Linked DNA regions of Mus musculus: all the other regions are linked to region 1. Evidence: chromatin loops called from intact Hi-C (ENCODE). Cell type or tissue: left cerebral cortex. All regions are shown on one strand.

What was found. A loop is a pair of places that touch in the nucleus more often than their neighbours do. Peaks named below come from ENCODE experiments on the same cell type or tissue, not always from the same donor. Only the 100,000 strongest peaks of a DNase experiment are listed, where the experiment ranks them.
Region 2: it touches region 1 in a loop (2.3-fold over the local background); 16 of 42 quality-filtered maps call a loop at or near these places.
Region 3: a loop joins it to region 1, with 6 times the contacts of the local background. A loop is called at or near these places in 16 of 42 quality-filtered maps.

Annotation. Positions count from the first base shown.
Region 1 is chr2:19,905,289-19,913,288 of GRCm38, forward strand. It overlaps a transcript of Etl4 not described here. Among named protein-coding and RNA genes, the nearest start is that of Gm24670, 220 kb to the left of the region's middle. In left cerebral cortex, CTCF peaks have their summits at 4,304 (motif pointing left) and 6,045 (motif pointing right); DNase peaks (open chromatin) are centred at 3,580, 4,424, 4,956 and 5,727; H3K4me3 peaks cover 2,965 bases; H3K27ac peaks cover 1,990 bases.
Region 2 is chr2:19,722,648-19,730,647 of GRCm38, forward strand. No RefSeq gene overlaps it. Among named protein-coding and RNA genes, the nearest start is that of Gm24670, 35 kb to the left of the region's middle. In left cerebral cortex, a CTCF peak has its summit at 4,446 (motif pointing left); a DNase peak (open chromatin) is centred at 4,460.
Region 3 is chr2:19,711,254-19,719,253 of GRCm38, forward strand. No RefSeq gene overlaps it. Among named protein-coding and RNA genes, the nearest start is that of Gm24670, 24 kb to the left of the region's middle. In left cerebral cortex, a CTCF peak has its summit at 4,771 (motif pointing right); a DNase peak (open chromatin) is centred at 4,782.

The DNA of each region.
Region 1 (8,000 bases):
GTTAATATTATAAGCTGTATGTTAAATGGATTTCAGAAGAATTTCAGGAAGCTAAGTAGTATGTGAAAAATATTCTGTTTTTTCTTCCTTTAAATAATGGTGTTTGTAACCCTATAGGAGGAACAACAATATGAACTAACCAGTACGCCTCCCCCCCCCCCCCGCCAGAGCTCATGTCTCTAGCTGTATATGTAGCAGAAGATGGCCAAGTAGCTCATCAATGGGAGGAGAGGTCCTTGGTCTTGTGAAGATTATAGGCCCCAGTACAGGGGAATGCCAGGGCCAGGAAGCAGGAGTGGATTGGGGAGTAGGGTGGGCTTGGGGAACAGGGTAGGGGGACAGTATAGGGGACTTTTAGGATAGCATTTGAAATGTAAATGAAGAAAATATCTAATAAAAAGATTCAATAACAAAAAAAATGGTGTTTGGCTTGGGGGACATTTTGTTTAGTTTATTTTTCCAAAAGGGTTTTGTTACAGAGTTCAAATTGATCATGACTCTTCGGCCCTCCCACCTCTAGCTCCCGAATGCTGGGATTCTAGGCATGTATTACCAGGACTAGCTTTGCCTTTGTCCTTTCATGCACACGCTCTTTCTAATTGGTATAGAAGGTGAGAAGTTGCTTCAAAGACCATGGGAGCTTATTCTTCCTAGGAGATAGCTTCTAGAATGATAGAGCCAAGTTTCTCCATAATTTTGCCAGCATATGTTTGCCATTTTGGTTTAGGAATATTAATAGCTAATATTAATCATATACTGTGGTGCATCATATGAAAAAGCAGTATGTTAAAGCTGTACTTCCTACCCAGGATCCTCTGGTTCTGACTCCCTAAGGGTTCTTATGTCTTTGTTAGTATAGTTGCAGATTGCCGTGTTTGTTCTGGGGTAGAGAGTTTGTTCTCTATCCGGTTCCTATAATGTGCTTGGTACTTGAACTACTTGGATAACATAGTCTGTGCTGGGAGCACAGTCACAGAACACTGGACTCTGACCTGATAGATTTGGACTGTGGCTCCTCTCACAATGGTTGGGGAGAAGTTCAGGGTAAGAAGAGTTGACCTTTTCTCCTTGCTTATCAGCAATAGCTATACCCTGCTGATGGGTGTGCTACACTCTACATAATAAAAAATGTTTGTCATGCATTTTAGACAGTCCAGCCATGGTGTAGAAAATAACAGGATTTCCCTTTTAAGGCTGAATTATATCGTTTTTGTGCTATCATTTCTTTTAGGTTATTCCTAAACCATGCATATTATTAATAATCCTGCAATGAGCATGGAGGAGACACAGGCATTGTTATGAGAGATTGAGTTCATCTTTTTCAGCTATATACCTGGGATATGGATTGAGGGGCATATGGTATTTCTACTGTTATTAACTGTAAAAATATTTTTCATAATGACTGCATCTAATTATATTCCTACCAATATGGTACAAGGTTCTCCTTTTTCTTACACCCTTATTCATAGTTATTGTCATTTGTCTTAACAAATATAAGGTGATATCTTATAGTAATATTAATTTAGATTACATTTGATATTCAATGATGTTGAGCATCTTGACCCATACTCTCTGGACTTGATTTTTAGACTTACTGTTAATTTTTATTTATGTGGGGTAGGAAGAGTGCTGGTGGTGATGTATATATAGCTCATGTGTGCAGGTACCTATGGGTAACAGAAGATGGTGCTGGATCCCTTGCAGCTAGACTTACATGTGGTTGTGAGCAGCCCAGTGTGGGTGCTAGTAACCCAACTCAGGTTCTCGGGAAGACTAGAAAGCATTTTTAACTGTAAAGTATCTCTCCAGTTCACTTTCTAGCCTTAAAAACAAACAAACAAACAAAAAGCTCATGTTTTCTTTGGAGAAATGTGTGTTTAGATCCTTTGTTAATTTTTTTAATTGGGTCATTTGTTTATCTGCTACTGAGTTATAAAGACACTTCATAGATTGGATGGTAACCCATATCCATTATGCATGGTCCAGAAGCTTTTCAGTTTGATATTGTTCCATTTATTGATCTTTGCTCTTGAAACTCAAGCTTTCAATATAATATTGAAAAAAAGTTGATGGCCACATATCACTGGTCATAGACACTGTCAAGGAATCCATGTCCTGTCCCCTTCTTTGGGCTTCAGGCCTCATCTTAAGTCTTTTGTCCACTCTCATCCAACTTTGTGTGGTGTTAAGGGTCAGACTTCCTTCTTTTGGTTGTGTATCCAGTTCTGTTCTGCCAGCACTATTTATTGAAGGCCTCTCCAGTTCTTGTCAGTCCTCTTGCTGTGTCTGGGGTTGGGGATCACTGATTGAGGATCTGTGCTTGGGGTCCTTTCTGGTTCTTGGCTTTGTTCCAATCATCTTCCTATTTGAAAGCCAGATTCTTCATTGTAGTCATATTATACTCTTTAAAAACAATCCAGGGAAGCTTTACTAGACCCTATGCTGAATCCCAAGAAAAGCAAACCAATGCCCACTGGGGAATGGCTTATAAGCTTGGAAGGAAGACAGACATGCAAACAACCAATCACATCAACATATACACATGGCTGACCTCCAGGTGTGCACAAGATGCAATGCAAAATAAAGGAAGGAGCTGCTTGTGTCTGTCATGTCAAATGGACAAAATTTGCTGAGGACATGTCAGCCATACTGTCACAGTAGCTGACAGGGCATCACTAACTTCCTGCATTAAACACATGCAAACAAAATCATGGCCCAGCTTGGAAGGTTCACAGCTGTCACTTTTCAATTTTGTTTTCAAATCACTAATTTGTCAATGGCTTGCTTATTTCCACACTATTAATCTGAATTGGCATTTTCAGGGAACGGTGACTCCTACGGAGAAATTATGCTTTCGAAACTCACATAGCTGGGATCTGGTTATGTAAGACTTTCATGGTGTCACCGTGCTTTCAAAATAACACCTTAAAAAATAGGTCAGTTCCAGAAGAACATGGCGGCTGATGGCCCTATGTCCCTCTCTGCTATTCCCTGCTCTCATTAGGAGAATGTTGTATCTTTACGCTTTAATTATGCTATTTGTTTGTGGACCCAGCCTGTGGTTATTGAGGATATCCATCATTTTACCTGATTAGCTAGATTTCCAATGTTTAAATGTGTGAGTTTTAAAAATTAGTAAACCTAACACAGTAGCATGGTTCCTACTCTTGCTTCTGTTTAGTCCATTGGAGAACTGGGATTGGGGCTTCTTTACTGAACTCACTTCCAAAACTTTAGAAAGTTGGATATATATATATATATATATATATATATATATATATATATATATATATATATATATATATATAACATCTTGAAACTGAGAATAATTTTATCTCTTTCAATTCCTTCTTCCTAGTCTCCGTTGAAAAGATTTTAATGAGTATGAGCACATCGGCGATTAAATGGTGTCTCGATACAGGAAGGAAGATGCTTGCAGTTAAATTTCACTGCCTCTCACCAGGACAAAATTGCTGGCTGCGGGAGCAGTCACTGCAGCGCTCCTGAGCTGGACGCCAAGATACTGGCAGCAGATCCGGCCTGGACTGGAGCGCAGCAGCGCATTGCACACTTCGCTCCTACCAGGGAGTCCTCCCTCAGCCTGCAGTCAGCTCCTAGCTGGCCATGGGATCTGGGAGGAGTGTAGAGTGCAGGAAAAAAAAAAAAAGTATACTAAGGGGACAAGTGCTCCAGGAATAACCTTTCTCCATCCCAACACAAAGGCAATTTCGGACAAGGAGGAAAGTCTTGCAAGGCTGCAGAGACAAGAAGTTAGTTTCACCCTTGACAACAAACAGCAAGGGAATCTTGCTCAGAATCCTCACGCTAGTCGGGCAGACTTTGACCTAGGACCTAGAGGATGACCCTCACACTCCTCGCCCTTGACCACTTTTGCTCAGGGCACCTTCTCCCAGTTTCTGGCCATAATTCCCCCAGGCTCATAAAAAGAAGTAAGTTAGGTGGGGACCAACAGCTGCAGTGATCACTCTGTAACAACTAGAGGCTCAAAAGCTCGCTCCCGGTAGGGAACTAGCAGCCAGAGCCAAGGCTGAGAGCTCCCAACTCTACCCAGACTGTTACTGGAGAGTAAGCTGCGCTGTCCCATGGTGGTTAACCCCCTTTGCCTCCTGCGCAGCTTTTAAGAAGGAGTCCTGTGCATCCTACAAACTTCTAATGCATCCTTTGCAACTCGGACCTCTCCCACCACCCTCACTGCTACCTCGATCTGTCTCTCTCTTGGTCTCCTCCAAACTCAGCCCCAACTGGGAAACGAGCGCCCCCAGCTGTTCACTGTAGCCCTTCAGCACCGCTTTGCGAAAGCTTAGATTTCGGATCCAGCTGCGTTTCCTCCCAGTCCTCAGCCCTGCGGGGCACACGCTCGCGTGCACACTCACACACTCACACTCCAGCATCCTCGCTCACCGCACCCCACCCTCTGCTGCCGCCGCTCCTCCGTGGGGCGGGAGGGAGGGCAGGTGACGTCAGGACTGCAGTCCGGAGGAGAGCGACGGGAGAGGGCTGTGCGCTCCTTGCTAAGGATGCTGGAGGCGCACTCGGGCAGCCACCGCTCCCGCGCTCCTCCCTGTCACGATGCGCGCCCGCGGAGGAGCCTCGCCAACCTCCAGGTGACTTGAAAGTCGTCTCCCCAGGAGGACGGAGAGGGTGCTGCAGTCCTGGCATGCACTAAAACTGCAAGTCGGACAGAAACAGCCCAGTCGAAGAGCGAGGCACACGGGGCGCAGTGCCCCAGCACAGCATCCCAGGGCTGCTAAAGGTAGCGGAGGCTCAAGCTTGCAATAAGATCTCCGTGCTGGACCCGGACACAGGGCACTCTTGCCACCGAAAGACTCATTTTTCCCTTCTTGCGCATTTCGCAGTCGTAGCTGGCCTGGGGAATGCGAGCATGGTGGAGGCTTCCTTCGGGTCGCCCAGAAGCAGCTGCCAGTGGGAGAGCTAGCGGAGAGGAGCGGGGGCGGCAGCCTCGGCCCGAAGTAAGTGCAGCAGAAGTTTGCGTCGCTTCCCCTGCCGCTCCCCTTGAGCGAGTGGGTAACACATCTCCTCCCTCTGGCTCCCAGAAACCCGAAGGGAGACTTATCAAGGAGTCTCTGAGCGGGAAAGCAATCCTCTCCAGAGGAGGCAAGTACCAGAAAGGATGCCATTTGGATGCTGGGGTGCAAAGGTTGGAGACCCCCATGTGGGTGGGCTGATGAGTCAGAAAAGAGCCTGACCCTGGAGATCTCAGAAGGGAAAGGGTTTCAGGAAAGGGAGGGAGAATGGAGTCACACCTATGCTTGGCATGCACTCCTGGAATGTGGAGGCAGGGGGATTAACAGAGGTTAGAAAGCCCCATACTGAGAGTCCCCTTGGTTTGCACTGAAGAGCGTGCAATCTGTGATAGCTGGATGGGGGGAGGGAGGAGGGAGGGAGGGAGGGAGGGACGGGGGGGGGAGAGAAAGAGAGAGAGAGAGAGAGAGAGAGAGAGAGAGAGAGAGAGAGAGAGAGAGAGAGAGAGAGAGAGAGAGAGAGACTGGTCCCAAGACAACGTGCTGGAGAGAGGGGATTCTCGGAGTCAGAACACTGTGTGGTTTGGGCCATCTGAGGTGCTGCACAGAGGCAACATAAATGGAAGGAGGAACAGGGTGTGACGCTTCGGTCGCCACAGTTGGTGATGAGTGTTTCTGGGGTCTCAGTTGCTAGATTCTGAAACAGGGCAGCTACTGAGGGTGACCGAGTGACTCATGTGGGGTGATGGACAGGAGCGGATCTGGGCTTTGCTTTTGACCCTCTGCTCTCTTGCGAGGGCTTCTCAGCCTTCTTGTTCCCAGCTGCTGAAGATCTGGATGACACCTGGTTTGCTCAAAAGAGACCCTTGGGATTTTGCTCACTTGCTGTCTGGCGGGATCAAATCCCTTTGACATTCGTTTCTCTAGCTGTATTCTCCCAAAGATGTTTTAATTCTTTAACAGACCAAACTTATAAATGGTTTAAAAAAAAAAAAAAAGTTAAGGAGCTGAGTCCCACCTGGTCAGAGGCCTGCAGAGGGCGTACACAGAGACGCAAGTGAGTTTGCTGGTCTCATCTCAGGGAATATTACCTTAAATATAATCAAGTGCTTTCAAGAGGGTATCTTCTCTGAGAATATGACTAAGTGGGAAAACAAAATCCCACTTAGATTTGATATTGAGGACGATGCTTTCAGGGAAAAAAATAGTAAAAAGCTGTTCCCAGTAAATTTTTTTTTTAATTCATCCGTAAGTCACCCAATCTCTTTTACCAATTCACTCACACAAAACACATAATGTAGCCGATCTTTTCCTCAGCATTGCACGGAATGCTGGACAACAGAAACGGTTGATGCACAATCCACCTTATAGCTGATAAGGGAAAACATGAGGAGAAATAGATGTTTTATAGTATGCGGCTGTACTACATTTTAACTCTATTGACTGACAACCCTGCTCACTGGCAGTGTGGCCCAGTGTCAGCCGGATTGTGTCTTCCTTGAAGGCTGGGGCACTATCAGTTATCTTTGATACTCAAAAATAGCATGCCAAGTACATATTTTGCCATCAATAAGTACTGCAGATTAGTACCTTCATGGATGGATTCTTCATAGCTAAAAGTATCCTATAGGAAGGATACTATCTGGGGAGACAAAAAAGGGGAGGAATGAGTCAGAAGGGGAAGGGGAAACTGGAGAGGACAGAAGGGGGAAAGAACTTAGGGCCCTAAACATTTGAAGATATTTAGTACATGCATGCAAGGAGGGAGTCTTAGATAGAGTTTTACTGCTGTGAACAGACATCATGACCAAGGCAGCTCTTATAAGGACAACATTTAATTGGGGTTGACTTACAGGTTCAGAGGTTCAGTCCAGGATCAATAAGGCAGAGCATTGCAGTGTTCAGGCAGGCATGGTGCAGGAGGAGTTGAGAGTTCTACATCTTCATCCTAAGGCTGCCAGGAGAACTCTGACCTCTAAAAAGCCAAGAAGAGGGTTAAAGCCCAAACTCACATTGGCATACCTACTCCAACAAGGCTATACCTCCAAATAGTGCCACTCCCTGGGCTAGACATACTCAAACCACCACATTCCATTCCCTGGCTTTCATACGCTTTTTCAAACATGAGCCTATGGGGGCCATACCTAAACATAGCATAATGCAAAATACATTTAGTCCAACTTCCAAAGTCACCATAGTCTATAGTAGGCTCAACAATGTTAAAAGTTTAAAGTTCAAAGTCTCTTTTGAGATTCATCCAATCACTTAACTGTAATCACCAAAGCAAGTCAGGAAACCAGCTGGGCAAACTCCAAACTCTGCATCTCCATGGCAGATGTCTAAACGGTCTTCAGATGTCCACTCCCTTTTCATCATCTTCGTTGACTGAAACAAACTTCTTCCTTCTGGGATGGTTTCACTTCCTGTTAGGAGCTATCCTCAGCAGATATTCCATGGCTCTGGCATCTCAAACACCTTGGAGTCTCCAAGGCAACTTCAACATTTTGGCTTCTTGTTTCAATGTTTGGGATCCACACATGATCTTCTGGGCTTCTCCAAAGGACATGGGTCACATCTCTAGCTCTGCTCTCTGTAGCATTCTATACTCTGGGTGGCTCCACTCCACTGCTCCTGTTGTTCTTGATCACTGAATGGCACTGGCATCTCCAATACTCTGGGATCTTCAACTGTAGCTAGGCTTCACTAATAGCCTGTCATAGGCTCTCTTCATGGTGTCAAGCCTCAACTTCTTTGTATGACCCTTTCAGTTCTGGGTCTTCAACTGCAGTTGAGGCTGTACCTTCATCAATGGCCTTCCCTGGCCTCTCACAGTGCCAAGCCCCAGCTGCTGTCCATGACCCCTTCATACCTCCAAAACCAGTACCATCTACATGACTCTTACACATTACCAAGTACAGCTGTAGCTGGGGGTACAGCCTTGGCTATCTCTGGAACACAGCTTCTTTGTGCTCTCAGGAAATATTCCCCAGAAGATTT
Region 2 (8,000 bases), 180 kb before region 1:
AGAATTCTATATCTTGATCTGCAGACAGAAAAGGGGACTGTGCCACACTGATCAGACTTAAGCTCATATGAGACCTCAAAGCCCCACCCCCACAGTGACACACTTCCTCCAGCAAGGGCCCACCTACTCTAACAAGACCACACCTCCTAATAGTGCCACTTCCTGTGAGCCAAGCATTCAAACAGATGAGTCTATGGCGGCCACACAATTGTTATGAAATGGAAGAGGGGGTATATGTCTATAGGTGCAAACATTAATACATTTATTGGTGAAGATTATTTTTAAATACAAAAGCAATCAGTTGACATTGAAGAATGGACAGGATTTGAGAGGTTGGAAAAAATAGAGAACAGACAAGACATGGCTCTTCAGAAGACCGAGGTTGATACAAGTCTCCAGGGACTGGCAGTAGCCCCAGAGGCTGCTTGGAGTTCTAGCCACTATGACAGTGTTTTCTTCTAACCATGCTCCATTACACAGGTATGGCTGAGGAGTGGGTAGGTAAAAGCTGGCAGGTTTGGCTGAAGTTGGAGTTTTCTGGGTGACAATGACTAAATGGCAGTTGACACTAGAACTGAGCTCCCCTGCAAAGGAAAGGTAGTGCTGGGTGTTAGGTCTGGGCTGACCCTGAAGACAGGGAGGTCACACGCAGAGGTGAACCAATGGTAATCTTGAGTTTGGGAACTATCCTTGTTGGAAATTAATGGACTAGGTATGACCATGATGGTAGCTGACTCAGATAAGGTAAAGATGAGACTATTGTGACAAAAAGGCTGTGATTAGCAGACTAAAAAACTGAAGATGTCACCAGTAAAGGTATCAAAGTTCCCAGGAATTGTGGCAGGAATGGTGTGGGGAGGAGTTGTCTCAATAGCCCTCAGGGAGTGTCCCATTTGTGACTACACTAATTATGGGTAACACCTGTCTCCTAAACATGGCTTATGGCCATGGGTCTCACTTTTTTTGCCCAAGTCACCACAAGTTCCCCATATATTCTAAAATCATCATGTTTGTGCATAGCTTGGCATGCATGCATGAAGGTCTGAGCTCCATCCCAGAATCCACATAAGAACATTGGGCATGTTGCTGCTTGTAATCCCAGCACTGGGAAGGAGAGACAGGAAGATCACTGGGGCTGGCTGACCAGCCTAGGGGAGACTCTGTCTCAAATGATATTCTGAGGATGACAAGGGTGTCCTCCAGTCTCCATGGGAACATATGTGTATTTGCAGTTGCAGGCATGAATGTACACACACACACACACACACACACACACACACACACACACACACATACACACACTCGCGAATGCACATGCTCTAAACATAGCCAAACTTGGAAAAAATAAGCAAGTACCTTTTAAAACTCTTCTGTTAACTGGAGAACACAGGCACTCTTAAACATACAAAGCAATCTATTTCAGGCTGTAATCTGTAAGCTTGCTAGTTTGCGAGGGCATATTTTCATAGCTAACAGGATAAACTAATGGCTGTACTGTGTTAAAAGAGGTAGCAGGCAAGTTAGAGATTGGGAGACTGAGTTTAACAAGTATATTAAGTATCAACCAGGGACCTTCAGAGTTAATGTTGTTAGAGCTTTGAGCATTGGAGAGAGAGAATTGTTTGACTGTTGGTTTATGAAATGAGACACTGGGGCGTCTTTGGCACTAGAACTCTAATTGAATGGATACCTCTAGACAGCCAACAGGAATTCCTTGCCCCTCATTCTCCCATGACCCATAAATCATTTTTTATAGAATGTTTTTCTTATTGTTTCCTCCTCCATCACCCTACCTAGAGTCCCATGGAAAGAGAGCTGTTACTTATTGACGTTTGTACCCATCTTCAAAGCCAGTACTTCATCCAATAGTCATCTAGTAAATATCCACTCAGCACTGGAATGAGGAGTGGTACTCACACAGATACATGACTTGACTGCTAATTTGTTAATGTATTTACAAAAGAGTGACCACCTCATAGCTTGCTGTTGTACAGTTTGGGCATTTGTAGGTGTTTGCATAGGTGTTGAAGTAGCATGTAAGAAAAGCCATGTGGCCAGGCAGTTGGGTAATGGATGGGTATCTGCTGGATGGCACTGTTATTGTTCTACTTTGCTTTCTGTTGCTCTAATGAACACCATGACCAAAAGCAATTTGGGGAGGACAGCGTTTATTCTGTCTTACACTTCAGGTCAGAATCCACCATTGAGGGTAGTCAGGGCATGGACTTGAGGCAGGAACCTGGGGCAATAAATGAAGGGTCGCCTACTGGCCGGCTGTGCCACTCAAAGCTCCAGCTTTCTTCTCTTTTAAGAAGTGGGGCTTAAATTGTCACTTTAATGGCAATTACAGTTGCTAATTTGGTTGCACATAGTCTTTTATTTATAGTTCTTTTTAGTTTTTAGTGCGCACAGCGGCCAGAAGAGGGCAATGCACTACTCAGAAATAGTGTCACTGACAGCTGTGAGCTGTCTCATGAGTACTGGGAATTGAACCTAGGTCCTCTGAAAGAGCAAGCAGTGATCTTAACTGCTGCTCCATCTCGCCAACAGCTCTGTTAGCTTTGTTCTACAGCCCACAGACTGGTCTACCTAGCAATGTTGCCACCCATAAAGGGATGGGCCCTCCCAAATCAATCACCAATCAAGATGATATCATAAAGACGTGACCAATCTTACGTGGGTAATCACTCAACTGCGACTCTCTCAGCTGCCTCTGGGCCGTGTGAAGTTGATAGATGAAGCTGACTAGTTCAGTCATGATTTGGGTGGGAAGTGTGCACTACAGGCTCATGGCTGAATGTTCCCTCTGGAGACTAGGTAGGAAACGTTGGGAGCCAGGGCCTAATGGCGGCATCTCCTCAGACAGCTGGTTCTCCTTTCCTTCCTGCTCTTCTTCCTTCCACCATGAAGTGGGACATGCATCTGATGCTTCATCTGCCACAGTCAATGAAGCCGGAAAAATGGATAGAGAACTTTGAAATCATGAGGGAAAATAAGTTGTTCATGTTGTTTTGGTCAATAGGACAGAAAGTCTACTACCACCATCTCCTTTCTCTGTGAGTCTGCTCTGTCTTGCACATCTGCATGGTTGCATCTGTTTGTAAACCTAGTCACTAAGACATGATGGGATGTCTGGGCCTCAAAATCCCTAAAGGGTTCTGAGAAAATAGGTCCACTCAAAAGTTGTTCTTTCTCTGGCTGCAGACTTCCATATGTCTCCCACCTAAGCGCAGTGGGCTGGGACAGTGTAAGGGGTACGGTTTCATTAGTTACTTATCTCTAGCTGATGGTGCACTCTGGACCAGCAAGCTTTGCCCCGGACTTATCCTGTAACCCTCTTTTATGATTCCTGAGGGTGGTCTTGATTTTTAAGAATCCCCTCTTCTGACATCCACAAGGCTACTCTAGATCTGAGAGGCCTGAAGTGGCTACTGCCATGTAGGCAGCTGAGGTTTATGCTAGGGCTGAAATCATCTACAGTCTCACTAGGTTTACAATTTTCTCTTCTTAATGGCTGAAAGAATGAAGAGTGTTTCTTCTCTCCCGGGGCTTTTATTCCCCTCTGTGAAGCTGAGATGGTCTGATGAACATCGCCAGTCACTGAGGACGTGCTGTTTTAGGACTGATAGTGAATTCCAGGACAGTTTGTTCTTCCAGCTCCAAACCTGCCCTGCCCAGCCACGCCCGTCCGTGTCTTGAGATAGTGTTTTGGTTGTAATCTTCCTCTGTCCCCACCTCTACATTATAGTTTTTATCTTCTTCATAGGTGTTTATCTTATTCACATCTAATCTAGGTTATTTTACAAATGTTCTGGAAAAATGGAAAACAATATGCCAAATATTTGTTTAGTTATTAATTTGATACCAGGGACATGGACAGGAGTTGCTCCGGCTTTGACCCCACACTCACACAGCTCAGCATAAATGTCAGATCCACAGTATCAACAGAATGTTACGAGCTGCAGGTGCCCATGAGAGGTGCTGCTCTCCTACCCTGGGAAATATGTTTCTGATGTAGAGGGAGGAAACCCTTCCCACCCTATGTACTCTTTGGGACCTAGAAGGATAAAGGACAGCCAGAGAGTCACCTGCAAATACCGTCTCTCATACCCCTTCAGCCTGTAATATTCAACATGCCAACATGGCGTAATTTGAGTTAGAGCATCCTGGACTCCATGAATCCATTTCTGAAAGGATGTGAGGATAATATCAGTAGCTATAAACTTGATAATGGTTCCCCCCCTGATTCTTTAGAGCAAAGATCATTTGTACCTGTTGTCTACTGTAATTCGGTCTTTGGGTTTTCAGAGAGAATTCATCTTGCTGTGATTACGTTGTTTTAACAATGGGGAAAATCTAAGTGAAAATAAGGGTGTGTGAAATTGCTGGGGACTCAGATTTGGAAAGCAAACTGGCCAAGAGGGCGAGAGGAGCAGTGGCTCCCTCTAGCGGCAAAGCTATGGAAGCGCTTTGAGGTTGGGCCCGTGCCTAGTTTGCCGAGCAAAAAAGGGAATGTTTTCTTCAGGAAAGAGCAGAATCCTGGGTGTGGTCTGGGAATTGGAAACTTCTGATGTTTCCACAATGACATTTGTTTTGCGACCTGATAGCTTTAGAACACCCGGTTCCCAAAGCTAACAGGCAAGATTGCAGGGATGTCTAGGGTACTATGGCATTTGTTTCTCTATTAACGTAAGCTTACACACACATACATACATACATACATACATACATACATACATACACACATACATACATACACACACATACATACACACATACATACACACGCATACATATACACATACATACACATACATGCACATACATACATACACACATATACACATATACATACATATATACACACATTTATAGATACATACACATACATACATACACACATACATACATACACACATACATACACACATACATACATACACATACATACATACATACATACATACACACATACACACATACACACATACACACATACATACATACACATAATACACACACACACACAATGACAAATATGGAATGTTGGTTTCTTTAAAAAACACATTATTATAAGAATGTGCTTTTACTTGAATCGTAGGCATGGGGCTGTGGGGTTGCTTCAGACTGTCCACAGCTGACTATGATTTGTCTGATGCTCTAGCAGAGGCATGGTTTTGCCAGTTGCAGGTTGATTCTGCGATTATATGACATTTGGAATTCTGGAAACTTTTCAAAGAGGATGTAAATGCTAGGGCCTCAAAAGGTGGGGTTGGCGTTGTTGGTCCTTCATGGGGGCTGTTTGTGGTTTGTTAGTCATTGTTCTCAAAGAAGAAACAAAAGAAAAGAAATTAAATTTAGGGATCTCTCTCTCTCTCTCTCTCTCTCTCTCTCTCTCTCTTATCTAATGATAGGGAATGAACCCAAGGGTGGAGAAACAAAGGATAGGAAAAAGAAGATCTCATAGCAAAGCGATAACACACACACCCCAATAACTATATACATATACACATATATATGAACTCATGACCATACATGAGCATGTGAATTCTTTCTGAAGAGTAGTTTTAAGGTCACAGGAAAATTGAGCAGCAGAGACTGAGATATTACATTTCTCTCATAGACCTCTTAATTTCTAGTACCCTACACCATAGGGTCACATTGTTATATTAGAGTTTGCTTTATAAATGTGTGTGTGTAAAGGGGATATATGCACACATTTGTGCACATATACACATTTCCACACATGGAGGCCAAAAGATGGCATTGGATTCCCCTGAGCTGCTAGTACAGGTGTTTGCAGGTGCCTGGCTTGCTACATATGTTCTGGGATTCAAACTCTACTTCTCATGGTTGGACACCAATCAGACTTAACCAACCGAGCAATCCTAGCCCTGGAATTTCCTCTTCACACTATGAAATTGAACAAGTGCTTAATGACATCTATCCATCATTACAGAATTGTACTTCCTTAATTTTACTTCCTTAAAACTCCCTGTCTTAGCCTATCCATTTCCCCTCATGGATCGCTTTCCCTTTCCACATTTTAGTTAGAAAAGTGTTCAGCCTCTTGGATTGGCTCGTTTCACGTAGTAAGATGCTTTTACCTCTTACGTTTAAAACATGGATTGAGAGGTCTTCTTGTTTTCCTTTTTAATGCTGAATATTATTATTCCATTCTTCAGCTATTCCACAGTTCGTCAATATACACACATAAGGACATCCCATTACTTACAAGTTTTAATGATTATGCATAAAATTGCTATAAAAAGCTGTGTGCAGTTGTGTAGGCATGATTGTTCTGTTCCTTTGAGTAAGTACTGAGGAAGATGCTTGCTTGCTTGCTTGCCTTAGTTTTTTTTTTGAGTATTGGTCTTTTGTTGTTGTTGTTGTTGTTGTTGTTGTTGTTGTTTTGTTGTTGTTATTTTTGGCTTTTTTTTGAGACAGGGTTTATCTATGTATCAGCCCTGGCTGTCCTGGAACTTTCTTTGTAGACCAGGCTAGGCTCAAACACACAGATAATCAGCTGCCTCTGCCCCTGTCTCCTGAGTGCTGGGATTATAGGCATGAACCACCACATTGTGGTTTAGTTTTGTAAGAAATTGCCATCTGCCTTACAAAGGGTATGAGTGGTTCTGTGTTCTGTGGCCACTGAGGAGAGCTCTTGTTATGCACTTTCACCAGTGTGCTGAGCTAGTTACAGGTGAATTTGGCACAGGTTAGAGTCATGGGAGGGGAGGGAACATCAACTGAGAAAATGCCTTCATAACCTCCGGCTGTAGGCAAGCCAGAAGGACGTTTTCTTAATTCATGATTGCTGTGGAGTGGCACAGGGCATTGTGGGTGCTGCCATCCCTGGGTTGGTGGTCCTGGGTGCTTCAAGGAAACAGGCTGAGCAAGCCATGAAGGGTAAGCACTGCACCATGGCCTCACTGTGATCACAAAATGGACAAGCAAGATCGCAGGGATGTCTGGAGTGGTCTGCATCAGCTCCTGCCTCCAATTTTCTGCTCCAGTTTGAGCTGCTGGCTTGGCTTCCTTTAATGGATTATGATTCAGAATATAAAAGCCAAATAAACCCTTCCTGCCTGCCCTGTTGTGGGAAATATTAAAGAAATGAACCTGCCAGATCTCCGTGGGGCCGGACCACGCCCTGAGCTCCTGCCACCACTGGCAACTCTCTCCAGATAGTCCGGCTGCGCCCAATTGCAGCATTCCCAGCTCTTGTTCGCTTGTCCCTGATGCCACTAGTTCTTCCTCAGTCATAAACTCATGTAGTCGGTGATCCCACATTCCAGTAGTCAAATGGAACTGCCAACCTTCCAGTTGCATATCACAATACCCAGTAACCCAGTAAAACCAAGGCTCTTAAAGCTTAATTAACCAATCAGATTTATGTATCAATAATAGCACAATTTACAAGGTGCCAATATAATAATTTCAGAGCCAATTGATAATGATAAGAGCTTTATTCCAATTAATCCAACCTTATGATACCACAACTTCTTGTGGCTGGTAAACATGACACGGGTTCACGTCCAAAGTCATCTTCCTTCTCCTCCTACCCTCCAATGCTCCCTGTCTTCACAACTCTTAGCTCTGCCTCCCATTTCCCTGCCAGTCATAGATCTCTGCACTAATGTAATTGGGCAGAGAAAATCCTTCGACACTCTCCAAATTGCTTTTGGTGTTTCATCAAGGCAACAGAAACCCTGAGATAACTAGCATTTAGTGCTGTCTGTCAGCAGTCTGAACTTTGGCCCTTCTAGCAGACATACATCAGGGTCACCTTAGATGTTACTTAGATGTTAGATGTAGATAGGATATGGTTGATTATATTTTCTCTTATTTTCTTACGTAGGATTTTTCGCATTGTTCACATTGTTACTTACTTTTGTCATTTATCATTAATGAGTAATTATCCAGAAGAATTATAGCAGCTTCATTTGGATGTGAATAGTCTTATACAATGTGTTCATTATTAAAGAATATTTAATTAG
Region 3 (8,000 bases), 190 kb before region 1:
TTTCTTTCTTTATTCCTTCCTTGACCAAGGTATCATTGAGAAGAGTGTTGTTCAGTTTCCACGTGAATGTTGGCTTTCCATTATTTATGTTGTTATTGAAGATCAATCTTAGGCCATGGCGGTCTGATAGGATACATGGGACAATTTCAATATTTTTGTATCTGTTGAGGCCTGTTTTGTGACCAATTATATGGTCAATTTTGGAGAAAGTCCCGTGAGGTGCTGAGAAGAAGGTATATCCTTTTGTTTTAGGATAAAATGTTCTGTAGATATCTGTCAGGTCCATTTGTTTCATAACTTCTGTTAGTTTCCCTGTGTCCCTGTTTAGTTTCTGTTTCCACGATCTGTCCATTGATGAAAGTGGTGTGTTGAAGTCTCCCACTATTATTGTGTGAGGTGCAATGTGTGCTTTGAGCTTTACTAAAGTGTCTTTAATGAATGTGGCTGCCCTTGCATTTGGAGCATAGATATTCAGAATTGAGAGTTCCTCTTGGAGGATTTTACCTTTGATGAGTATGAAGTGTCCCTCCTTGTCTTTTTTGATAACTTTGGGTTGGAAGTCGATTTTATCCGATATTAGGATGGCTACTCCAGCTTGTTTCTTCAGACCATTTGCTTGGAAAATTGTTTTCCAGCCTTTCACTCTGAGGTAGTGTCTGTCTTTTTCCCTGAGATGGGTTTCCTGTAAGCAGCAGAATGTCGGGTCCTGTTTGTGTAGCCAGTCTGTTAGTCTATGTCTTTTTATTGGGGAATTGAGTCCATTGATATTAAGAGATATTAAGGAAAAGTAATTGTTGCTTCCTTTTATTTTTGTTGTTAGAGTTGGCATTCTGTTCTTGTGGCTGTCTTCTTTTTGGTTTGTTGAGGGATTACTTTCTTGCTTTTTCTAGGGCGTGATTTCCGTCCTTGTATTGCTTCTTTTCTGTTATTATCCTTTGAAGGGCTGGATTCGTGGAAAGATAATGTGTGAATTTGGTTTTGTCGTGGAATACTTTGATTTCTCCATCTATAGTATTTGAGAATTTGGCCGGGTATAGTAGCCTGGGCTGGCATTTGTGTTCTCTTAGTGTGTGTATAACATCTGTCCAGGCTCTTCTGGCTTTCATAGTCTCTGGTGAAAAATCTGGTGTAATTCTGATAGGCCTTCCTTTATATGTTACTTGACCTTTCTCCCTTACTGCTTTTAATATTCTATCTTTATTTAGTGCATTTGTTGTTCTGATTATTATGTGTCGGGAGGAATTTCTTTTCTGGTCCAGTCTATTTGGAGTTCTGTAGGCTTCTTGTATGATCATGGGCATCTCTTTCTTTATGTTTGGGAAGTTTTCTTCTATTATTTTGTTGAAGATATTAGCTGGCCCTTTAAGTTGAAAATCTTCATTCTAATCAATTCTTATTATCCGTAGGTTTGGTCTTCTCATTGTGTCCTGGATTTCCTGGATGTTTTGAGTTAGGATCCTTTTGCATTTTGTATTTTCTTTGACTGTTGTGTCGATGTTCTCTATGAAATCTTCTGCACCTGAGATTCTCTCTTCCATTTCTTGTATTCTGTTGCTGATGCTCGCATCTATGGTTCCAGATCTCTTTCCTAGGGCTTCTATCTCCAGCGTTGCCTTGCTTTGGGTTTTCTTTATTGTGTCTACTTCCCTTTTTAGTTCTAGTATGGTTTTGTTCATTTCCATCACCTGTTTGGATGTGTTTTCCTGTTTTTCTTTAAGGACTTCTACCTGTTTGGTTGTGTTTTCCTGCTTTTCTTTAAGGGCCTGTAACTCTTTAGCAGTGCTCTCCTTTAATTCTTTAAGTGACTTATGAAAGTCCTTCTTGATGTCCTCTATCATCATCATGAGAAATGTTTTTAAATCTGGGTCTAGATTTTCCATTGTGTTGGGGTGCCCAGGACTAGGTGGGGTGGGAGTGCTGCGTTCTGATGATGGTGAGTGGTCTTGATTTCTGTTTGTAGGATTCTTACGTTTGCCTTTCGCCATCTGGTAATCTCTGAAGCTAGCTGTTATAGTTGTCTCTGTTAAGAGCTTGTTCTTCAGGTGACTCTGTTAGCCTCTATAAGCAGACCTGGGAGGGTAGCTCTCTCCTTAGTTTCAGTGGGCAGAGTATTCTCTGCAGGCAAGCTCTCTTCTTGCAGGGAAGGTACCCAGATATCTGGTGTTCGAACCGGCCTCCTGGCAGACGCTGTGTTCCACTCACCAGAGGTCTTAGGATCCCGTGGGGGCCCTTGCGGGTGTCGGGCGACTCCGCTGGCAAGGTACCCCGGGGCTCGAGTGGAGTGGAAGGGGCTTGTGCCCCAGGTCAGGCCCGGGTAGTCTGCTTCCCTATTTCCCGCAGTCTCAGGTTCCTCGCGATTGGATTGGGGCAGGCGCTGAGTTCCACTCACCAGAGGTCTTAGGATCCCGTGGGGAATCCTGTGTGGGCCCTTGCAGGTGTCGGGCGACTCCCCTGGCAAGGTACCCTGGGGCTCGAGTGGAGCGGAAGGGGCTTGTGCCCCAGGTCAGGCCTGGGTAGTCTGCTTCCCTATTTTCTAGGTCAATCTTATTGAGGCACTCTCTCAGTTAAAACTCCTTCCAAAATAACTCTGGCTTGTGTCAAGCTAACAAAAACAACAACAGCAACAACAACAACAAAAAACAAAATAGAAAAACAAAACAAAACACAAAAAACAGAAAAACCTAACCAACAAACAAAAACAAAAACAACAAAAACCCAACAAAACAAAACAAAACAAAACAAAAACAAAAAACCCTAACTAGCCAGGTACCAGGTATCTCAGTTACTTGTCTTATTGCTGTGACCAAATATGTAGTGGGAAGCAACTGGGGCGGGGGGTACACTTAATTTGGTTCACAGTTTGAGGTGATATAGTCCACCATTGGCAGGGAAGACATGACAGCAGAAACTTGAGGCAACGGGTCACACTGTATCTTCAGTCAGACAGCAGAGCACGAGGAAAGCTGGTGCTTGGTTCCCTCTCTCTTATCTATTCACCCCAGGACCTCAGCCCATGGGCTGGTGCCACCCACATTTAGGGTGGGTCTTCCCTAATTAATCCAATCTAGAAACTCCCTCACAGACATGCTCAGAGGTTTGTTTCTATGATGAATATAAATCCCATTGCATTGAAAATCCAGATTAACCACCTCATTAGGCTATGCTGTTATGGCAATAACAACACAGATGAGGACAAAGGCAGAAGGGCAGACACCTATCACTGCATTCTGTAGAATCTCTGACATTTCTCACAGTGCCCAGGGTGTCCCAGGGCCCACAGCCAAGTCCAGTGAAAACACCATGCTTTTCCCATGGTTGAACTGACTAGCAGAATTGAGACATTACCATGTTTCCTAGAATTGAATTTGTAATTTCTGTAACTCCATAATCCATCAATGAATGAATAATTCATTTAAAAACACTTAGAGTCTACTAAGTGACTGGGTTAAAGAGGCAATTAAGAAGTTGTTCCTGGGCCCATCACAATGGCTCAGTGAGTATAGGCAATTTTGCCTACCCTGATGACCTAATCTTGATCTCTGGGACCCAGATGTTGGAAGAAAACAGCCTACTTCTACCACTTGCTCTCTGACTTCCAGACACACACTATGGCACCAGTATGTATGAAATCTGCACACATAAAGATAAATGTGAAAAAAAAACACCTTGATTTATTAATTGGTTCCTGCCAGGCACGGCAAAGGCATTTTCATTGTCTGAATAACTTAGATGTTATATATCACAATTGACACCTGGAGTATGGCTGCTCTGTCACCTACTACTGGACCAGGGATGTCCTGCCAGAAGTAGATACCATTGAAGGATATTGATGAATTCAGTACCAGGCAACAAACACATCAACTTAGGAAGACTTAAAGTCTCCATTCTGGAATCAGTGTGTAACTAAAGGAACCTACCACCCTAGTGATTAACACCAATCTTTGACTGATTCATTGGAGTCTTGGTAAGTAGAAGAATTCAAACAGTGTACTGAAGTGAAGAAGGGTGTCTTTAGGTCGGAAGCATAGCCAACAGGAGGCTCTCCAACTGTCTCCAGAAAATGGTGTGTTCTTGAGCTTCAGTCAGTAAATTCTCGGTTACTTATACTTTGAAAATTCTGCCTTTTGACATGAAAGGAAATTCAATTTAACATGCATCCATTGAGTATATTTTTGGGAGCTAATTTGCTAACATGCTGTATTTACAATAATGAAAACAACATTTCTAGCTTACGTTGCTCTTAGTGAACACGAACTGTTCAATAGTTATGTGCAATGCAGAGAGAGTGGATCTGTTTAATGCATGCCAAGGTTATATCTCTGTGATCTTATTGCCACCAAGTCACTGGCTATGCTGGGTAAATGCAAGGCTCAGTCAGACCTATTCTAGATCTACCCAGAAATTTGCCATTCTGTAATTTTATTTGCATTCTACACCTCCAGATCCCGCTCATAATCACAAAAGCCTGTCAGGCAGCTGACAGAACAGTGATCCATCTCCAAAATACCTCTGTCCTAGGAAGCCCCGCCCCCAGCTCGGCTTGCGGGCTTCTCGTTGCCAACATTCAAATCTCCTTAAAGCATTCTCATTCTTTGATCTCATTTTTCACCTGTCAAGATCATTTACACAAGTTCCGCTATTCTTAAACTTCTGTGGATTCCAGCAAGATGTAGCTAAAATAAAAAGTAGAAATAGCTCCCACAGGGGTTGCAACCTGGGCAATCTAAACTTATGACTGCAAACTGTACAAAGCGAGTCAGGACTCTGGAGGGCCTGAAGGTGGCAGTAGAGGACAAGCTTGTTCTCTGGTTTTGATGTTGGGAACAGCTGCCATAAGTCAATTGCTCCGGAATACAAGTTCTGTTTGTTGCATTTCCTGTTCTCTAGGTCCCTTTCCGATTCCGCCTTTGATGTTTTCCCTCTCTAATTCTCTCATCATCTAAATTGCTCTTGAGCGTTCTAGGCAGATGCCATTTCTAGTTTGCCTCCCTCCTCCCCCAAGAAATAAAAACCATGCCACCATATGACCTTTCACCTACTTAAACTTTTCTTAAATAAATAGGATCAGCAAACAAATGCATTAAAGTTCACCCTTGGTCAATTTTAAAACGAAATTCACAGAAGTTGATAAGCAAAATTAGCAAAGATGTGATCTTAGGCAATTGACAACAGACTTTTTAGCAAATGGCTATTTTAAAAATATCTTAATAACAGGGGCTTCCCAATCATCTGATTTTTTAAAATTAAGTTTTCTTGGCACACAGCCCATTGGTTTGAATCTTTTTGGACTTTAGTGGCCATCTTGAGTGCCCGGGTGGCTGACTCACGTGTGCCGATATTCTGCAGTATTGAGTAATAGAAAACCGTCAGTGGCTTTCTCCTAAGGGTCATTGCTCACTCATAACATGGTTTTTAGGAGTCAGTTCTGACAAGCGGGTCTTTCTCTGGAATGTTGTTGGTTTAGGGAAGAGGTATCAGAGAAAATGGAACCATGGTGGTAGCTTCTAAAACTCTCATTTGGAGTTAGAAAGATCACTCTGTGGTTAGGAATCCTGGCTGCTCTTCCACAGGACCAAGGTGTCATTCCCAGTATCCACATGATAGTTCACAACCGCTACAACATCAGCTCCAGGGGATCTGACACCCTCTTCTGACATCCTCGGGTACTGTACATGATGCATGATACATGTGGGCAAACACCCATGTACATACACATAAATAATTAAAGAGGAGAACTCATTCTAAGTAGCACATGCCCTTCCAGTCATGGTTCACTGGACAAGCAAGCCTCAGGGACAGTGCCAGGGAAGGAAGAGTTTGCTTCCTGTGGGATTTCTGGGAGGGTTGCGCTTCACTAGAATGGCATGGAAAAGCAAACAAACTAAAAAAGAAATGCGTTACATTGCTCTGCCTATGTGGTTCTTTTGTTTACAATCTGGCAGAATGACTAATTTTCCTCTTCTCTCATCAGTTTGTTGAACCATATGAGTCCTAACCATGAGTCCAGCTTGGGAATTCTGAAGATGAAAAGGATCCTAGAGAGAAAACATCTCTTCATCTCCCCTGTCCTACACACAGCCTCCGGCTCACTAACTACCTTGAAGGTCTCGGGATCAGTCTCACCTGTTGCTGTATCCTTGATTTCACGCACTAGGGTCCAGAGGGGAGACTCAAGCCCTGGTGGCTTCCTGGCAGGTGCTTTCAAAGTCGCTAGTGTTTGAGAGAAGAGCAAGTGAAGTTCCAGTAGGAGTCTCAATGGATCCTGCAGTGCTGGGAGGAGTCCTGAAGTTTTGATGATCCTTCAGATTGGCTGCCAGGGAGGCTGGGTGAGGAGACAGGCAGTTGAAGTGCCAAGCCAATGTTGGGGCTAAGGATAGAAAGGGTTACACCATGAAGCATTAAGCAAGATGGTTCCTACAGCTACAGATGGTCACTGGAGGAGTCAGTTCAGGGCTGTCAGGACTATCAATTTACAGAGTGGTTCTGCAGGGACTGGGTTGGGGATCTGGGCTGAGTACCCCATTATCTACAATGCTTTTCCTAATTCATGTATCCATGCAAGACTCAGGTCACCCAGATATATTCATCTGCACTCAGCTATAGACCATTCCTTTCCTTTCTCAGTCTCATGCTGGTCTCTGGTCATCATTCTCTACCAGTCTTGCTCTTGTCTTGGGTTTTACCTCCAGCAAGTCTTTGACAGCACTGAAGCCTCAAAGGCTGCCTCCCTCTGCTGTTTATGATCCAGTATGCACACATCAACTGCAATATCCTCCTCCTCCTCAGCCAAGCTCACTTATTAAAAGGTCCAACTCATCTTCCACGGTAGCCAGAAATGGCTGGAGACAGCTATGCTTGTTAAATCTCTGGATCTGGGTAAAGTCTTAGAACTTAGGCCTTCACCATAACCATTTGCTCTACTTACTTCCCAGCTCAGTGGAAACTTCTTCCATACCACTTCCTTTCCCATCCACTGCCTCCTCTTGCTTTCTGCATTGCACGTTACTGAGGAGAGGGAGGGCCACAGAAAACTTTGTCTATTTTCCCCTCTCACCAGTGTCTCTGGTGCCTGTTAGCCTTGTTCTTTCTCTGTTGTTTTACTTGAAAATTTTCATTGTAATGCATCCATTGGTAATTTTATACATAGGTAAAATGAATTCTGATCACACTGCCACTCCCCTCACCTCCTTACCTCCTTCTCACCCCTAAAACTAACCTCCCAACAAGTCTCTGTTCTCCGTCATGTCTTTTGTTTTATTTTTAACGGAACACATTGGTCATGACTGGGTGTGGATATGGAGCTATCAATCCACTGGAGAAGTCACTAAAGGCTACTTCAATGAAGATAATGAAGATAACTCTCCTTCCTAACCGACTGACAGACTCCACCCCCTTATCTATCTGCTCCTTTATGCATCACGATTATTCTCATTCTGTTAAAGCTACCAGGACACAAACTTTCTTTCCTTCTTCCAAATGTGCTCTTGGTCCCCACGCCCCTACCAGTTCACCAAGGCCTGATTCCCATGGGCAGTTTCTCTCCTACTCACCCTGTTTGCATTAGCCTAATATTCCCACAGCACTGGACACAGATGGCTATGCGTAGTTCTCTTCAGGTCTCCACAGACTTCTGATTTTCTTTCTTATTGACTGGTTCCTTTTTGTTCTCTTTTGTCCTTGCTCATCCTTGACATGGCTGAATGTGGTAGTGTGCCAGTGACTGTCCATCAGACATTTTCTCTTCTTTCTCTCTGCTCCCTCCTGGGGAGTATCTCCAGATGGTTTTAATTATCATCTACATCTTCCCAAAGCCCTGACCTCATATCCAAGACCTCTGTCCATATTGCCAGTTGCCTACATTACATTTCCACTTGAATCTCTCTCATGCAGACTCACTACAGGTCATACCAGGAATCCCCAAAATTGCTGTCACATGGCTGAAGCAAGAGAGGAAATGAATGGTTGTATCTTAGACATCATCGCACAGTAAACATTCAAGA